Linked DNA regions of Homo sapiens: region 2 is linked to region 1. A link is an interaction called in ENCODE POLR2A ChIA-PET data of the cell type or tissue named here. Cell type or tissue: HepG2. All regions are shown on one strand. Links, peaks and the distances in the headings refer to the core of each region. The heading gives the core; the rest is flanking DNA.

Region 1 (2,918 bases), core at 157-2,656:
TGTGTTATAGGAGATAACTGACTCGAAGTTATGTGGCTACAAGAAGGCAGAGATCATTAAGTATAAGTACAGTTTGTATCATGTCACGGCTTGTGTTATCCACTCAGTAATCATGGCAAAAAAAAGAAGTAGGCAGAGAAGAGATGACTTTATAATTCCAAATCAAATTATCACATCAACAGAGTCTTAAAAGGGAAAAGAAAACAGTAAATGTTTTGCTAACAAAAAAAGCTGGATGATGCTCATGCACATGGATGGCTGTCTTAACAACAACTCACATCACACTTCTATTGTAGATAAATAAAACGGGAAGAGTTGTCATCTTGTATTTTTTGGACTATGTAAAAGAAAAGACACTACCAGAAAAAAAACCTGTTTCTCTTCAAATTCTTCCCCTCGCAATGGCCATCTCCACCCTAAAATTAGAAACCAAGCTAGTAAGAATCAGGGACTGGAATGTAAATATATGCTACCAAAACTCTGACTTTATTAATGCTAAATTACATGTAAATTACTAAATTATAAACATGCTAGTCAAGCCAAAAGATTTGCTTCAATGCCTTGCTCAACTTCCATCTTTTTTTTTGCGGGGGGCAGCGGGATGGAGTCTCGCTCTGTGCTCAGGCTGGAGTGCAGTGGCGTGATCTCGGCTCACTACAACCTCCGCCTCCCGGGTTCAAGCAATTCTCCTGCCTCCACCTCTGAGTAGCTGGGATTACAGGTGCACGCCACAATGTCCGGCTAATTTTTTGCATTTTTAGTAGAGATGGGGTTTCACCATGCTGGCCAGACTGGTCTCGAACTCCTGGCCTCATGATCCACCTGCCTCGGCCACCCAAAGTGCTGGGATTACAGGCGTGAGCCACCATGCCCGACCAATTTCCATCCTTTTAAACAATCTTCATGATATGTTTAAATGCTGCTCCAGAAAGTTCAGTGTAAAGCCAAACCCATGTTACATGGTTATCAAGTATATTTGTTTGCTCAGAAATGTTTGGTGTTCCCAGACATCAGGATCTTACTTTATCACATATTTAGAAACTTTTCCTTCTGTAATTATAAAGCCCTAAACCAATGCTAAGAATGACCACTCATCAAGTATGATTGAAATAATAGGTGATCAAATAAAATTATATGACTAAATGTAAGCTGCAATTTTATTAGGATGTACCAGTCAGGTAGTTTTTATAAATTCATGTTCAAATTAAGAAAACATGAATAATTTAAAGATTAATAAATTTAAAAACAAATTTAGGTGAATGTACATATAACTAACAGGATTTACGATATACCTGTAAAATTATCTAGTTAGCATTTTTGTGTATGTAACATTAATAAAAAGGATTTTTAAAAAACCATACAGTGATTCTGGGATTCCCTGAATTTTCAGCTGCTGCATTTTCTACTCTACATCTGGCAAGTTCTTCTTCCTTTCAGTTTGTGCATTTCCTGTATTCTAAAAAGTAAATAGAAACAGGTCTTTAATTGAGGACATGGTGAGTCTTTGGCTAAGGAAATACAGCCAGAGATAAATACTTGTACTTTGCCCCTATGGGTTGTTTCATAAGGTACAGGGAAACTATTTAGCAATGTATTCCTTATCATTATCATCCAACAAAACAAAAGGTGGCCTTTGTATGGACTCTTTTCTCTCTTGCCTAACTCACTCATTCCCAGTAATTTAGTCTCTCTCTGGTTATAGAACCTATTCAATGCATGCACGCACATTTGAGATAGCTGAAAGAGTTTAAAAAGTAAACCTGGCAGGGCGTGGTGGCTCACACCTGTAATCCCAGCACTTTGGGAGGCCAAGGCAGGCAGATTACCTGAGGTCAGGAGTTCGAGACCAGCCTGGACAACATGGTGAAACCCCGTCTCTACTCAAAATACAAAAATTAGCCAGGCATGGTGGCAGGCACCTGTAATCCCAGCTACTCAGGAGGCTGAGACAGGAAAATTGCTTGAACCCAGGAGGTGGAGGTTGCAGTGAGCTAAGATCACACCACTGTACTCCAGCCTAAGTGGCAGAGTGAGACTCTGTCTCAATAAATAAATAAATAAATAATAAAAAATAAAGTAAACCTGAGAAGTGCTTGGATCTGATTGTATAATTCGAAAACCAAGTCAATACAGAGCCAAGAATAGAAAAAATAACTAGCAATTCCCTATCTTATGTTTTTAAAAATATGTCATATTCTTTCATGCTCTAAAATAAACTACAGGCTCAAAATTTAAGAAATGTTCTTAATTCTGACATTTATTAAAACCAGTTGTACTAGCCTTTTATGCAATTTCAGTCACTTGTCAGAGCTGCATTTGAATAAGCAGTACAAATAAACTATAATCAACACTGATGACTTCATTTTTTCTGGAGTTCTATATCATATGAACAAGAAGATGTTTTCCCTCCTTAATTTATTATTTATCCTAAAAATCACAGAAGGGTCTTTTTTCCTGCAGAGTTCCTTTTTTCCTGGACTAGAAAGTAATTTTAGTTCCTGGGGACTCTCACAGGACAATGGGATAAACACATGAGGCACATTAATAGTCTGCCTACCTCAGGAGCCCTAACTCACCCAATGATTGAAAAAATGTGCAAATGGTATGCTGTGCAACGTGCTGTGACATGAGTATGTCACCCAAATTTAAAAGTTTAAAGCCACCTTATTACTTTTTATAATGAACCGAAAGATGACTATTAATGGATTTTTTTTTTTTTAAACGGAGTTTCACTCTTGTTGTCTAGGCTGGAGTGCAATGGTTTGATCTCAGCTCACTGCGCAACCTCCGCCTCCCAGGTTCAAGCAATTCTCCTGCCTCAGCCTCCCGAGTAGCTGGGATTACAGGCATGAGCCACCACACCCAGCTAATTTTTGTATTTTTAGTAGAGAAGGGGTTTCACCACATTGGCCAGGCTG
Region 2 (2,918 bases), core at 123-2,622, 330 kb after region 1:
TCCACCAGCAGTGCTCAACATGGAGTGACTAGAGATTAGGAACATCCAGAATAGAAATGAAAAAGGACAAGGGGAACAGGATTTTGAGAGTACTAGTGAGAGGGCTGTAGGGATCTGATCAGAAGTTCAAGTTGAGTGGACAAAGGTAAAGAAAGGTAGTATACAGAGATGGAGCGGTGATCAAAGGCAGGCTTCTCAACAGAACAGAATTGGGAAAATAGGGTAGAAAAAGTCTCTAAGCCAAAAACAGAAAAGGGTGAGAGAGGTGAAAGGAGTGCCAGAATTGTGCCAGCAAAGTGGAAGAGAATATAGGGGGTTCAAGAATTCAAGAGAAGTTCAGGGTTGGGTGGTGGCAAACTCCAAGGCCTGGCTCTGGCATGGACGATAAAGAAAAATGGAGGTGACAGATACTGGAAGCCAGGCTAGAGGGTACACTGTCCACATTGACAGGCAGTGTAATCACCTGGAAGACTGGAGGGCACTGATACAGACTGTGAATCAAGTGGCAAAGTCCTCACTGAAGATGATTGTTGGTAGGTGAGAGCTAAAGAATGGTGAAAAGCCTTGACAGAAAAAGGATTTTTTGCATAAGGATGGTACCAATTTGCTGTTGTAAAATTTGTCCCAAGAGAGATAATCTAAGAAGACACAAACTCTGCTTTGGAAGATAATAATATATATATTTCTTTAAAATTGTGGTTTCAGCCAGGCACAATGGCTCACACCTGTAATCCCAGGACTTTGGGAGGCTGAGGCGGGTGGATCACCTGAGGTCAGGAGTTCAAGATCAGCCTGGCCAACGTGGCAAAACCCCATCTCTACTAAAAATACAAAAATTAGCTGGGTGTGGTGGTGCACACCTGTAATCCCAGCTACCCAGGAGGCTGAGGCAGGGGAATCACTTGAACCCAGGAGGCAGAGGTTGCACTGAGCCGAGATCGAGCCACTGCACCACAGCCTGGGCCACAGAGCAAGACTCTGCCTCAAAAAAAAAAAAAAAAAAAAAAAAAAAAAAAATGTGGTTTCTAGGAACCTTAAAACAAACTAGGAGTAATTAGAAACAGAATTAACTGTTTTTTTATTGTTATTTTAAGTAGAAGTAAAAATGCCCAACTAAGAATAAAAGTTACTTAGCTGCAAACAGATACCTGAGCCCAGAAAACAGGTTACACAACACCATGAACACACTATTAAGACATGTGAAGAGCAAAGGTCAAGAACAAGGAAACATACACACGTCAGCAGATTTATTTATTGCACCAATACCAAACAGGAAAAGTCTCTCTGCAGATTAGAAAAGTGATCTACTCAAGTAACATGAAAACCAGTGCAAAGGATGTAATGGAACAGAATCTCAGATTACAAGTAACTTCTTAAAGCCTTGTTCCATTAAACTACATGGATGGCTCATTTAAATGAAATATCCTGGATAGATAAATCCATAGAGTAAGTATATTAGTGGTTGTCAGACTGAAGGAAGGAAAAATGGGGAATGATTGCTAATGGGTACTGGGTTTCTTCTTGGGATGATCACATGTTCTGGAATTAGATAGTGGTGATGTTTACACAACAATGTGACTATACTAAAAACACTTAATGTACAATTTTAAAAGGTCGATTTTATGGTATATCAACTATATCTCAAAAAAGCTATTATAGAAAAATTTTAAAAGCAAATTTTAAAAAGCTTATATGGCATTTAATATTTAAAACTGATTTACATGAGTAATTACACAAAACCATTTACTTTTTTTTTTGAGACAGAGTCTCGCCTGTCGCCCAGGATGGAGTGCACTGGCGCGATCTCCTCTCACTGTAAGCTCCACCTCCCAGGTTCACGCCATTCTCCTGCCTCAGCCTCCCGAGTAGCTGGGACTACAGGAGCCTGCCACCACGCCTGGCTAATTTTTTATATTTTTAGTAGCGACGGGGTTTCACCATGTTAGCCAGGATGGTCTCGATCTCCTGACCTCGTAATCCGCCCTCCTTGGCCTCCCAAAGTGTTGGGATTACAGGCGTGAGCCACCGCGCCCCGCCACTTTTTATTTTTTTGACAGAGTCTCCCTCTCACCCAGGGAGCGCCGTCTCTGCTCACTGCAACCTCAATCTCGGGGACTCAAGCAATCCTCCCACCTCAACCTCCTGAGTACCTGGGGGCTACAGGCATAGGCCACTATGCCTGGCTCATTTACTTTTTAAAACCGGCCGGGCGTGGTGGCTCACGCCTGTAATCCCAGCACTTTGGGAGGCCGAGGCGGGCGGATCACGAGGTCAGGAGATCGAGACCATCCTGACTAACACGGTGAAACCCCGTCTCTACCAAAAATACAGAAAAATTAGCCGGGCGTGGTAGTGGACGCCTGTAGTCCCAGCTGCTCGGGAGGCTGAGGCAGGAGAATGGCGTGAAACCAGGAGGCAGAGCTTGCAGTGAGCCGAGATTGCGCCACTGCACTCCAGCCTGGGCGACAGAGCGAGACTCCATCCCAAAAAATAAATAAATAAATAAATAAATAAATAAATAAATAAATAAAACCACACATTAAGGGCCGGGAGCAGTGGCTCACGCCTGTAATCCCAGCACTTTGGGAGGCCGAGGCGGGCAGATCACCTGAGTTCGGGAGTTCGAGACCAGCCTGACCAACATGGAGAAACCCCATCTCTACTAAAAATACAAAATTAGCCGGGCATGGTGGTGCATGCCTATAATCCCAGCTACTCAGGAGGCTGAGGCAGGAGAATCGCTCAAACCTGGGAGGCAGAGGTTGCAGTGAGCCGAGATCGTGCCACTGCACTGCACTCCAGCCGGGGTGACAGAGCAAGACTCCGTCTCAAAAAAAAAAGAAAAAAAATACATATTTAGTTTGTGACCAGCCTTGGCAACGTGGAAAAACCCCATTTCTATAAAAAATACAAAAATT

Evidence for each region. ChIA-PET counts read pairs that join two places held together with the same protein. Peaks named below come from ENCODE experiments on the same cell type or tissue, not always from the same donor. Only the 100,000 strongest peaks of a DNase experiment are listed, where the experiment ranks them.
Region 2: POLR2A ChIA-PET joins it to region 1 with 6 read pairs; 2 of 35 experiments call an interaction of 5 or more read pairs at or near these places.

Annotation. Positions count from the first base shown.
Region 1 is chr5:134,298,295-134,301,212 of GRCh38, forward strand. CDKL3 (cyclin dependent kinase like 3) reads right to left here. Exons shown (of 13, transcript NM_001113575.2): 13 at 130-416. The coding sequence ends at 357. Among named protein-coding and RNA genes, the nearest start is that of CDKL3, 67 kb to the right of the region's middle. In HepG2, for the core only: no CTCF peak of the experiment used is centred there; a DNase peak (open chromatin) is centred at 1,537.
Region 2 is chr5:134,625,314-134,628,231 of GRCh38, forward strand. The region is part of intron 1 of SAR1B (secretion associated Ras related GTPase 1B); the gene reads right to left. Among named protein-coding and RNA genes, the nearest start is that of SAR1B, 6.1 kb to the right of the region's middle. RefSeq lists an enhancer at 1,137-1,281 and a cis regulatory region at 1,203-1,216. In HepG2, for the core only: no CTCF peak of the experiment used is centred there; a DNase peak (open chromatin) is centred at 1,208.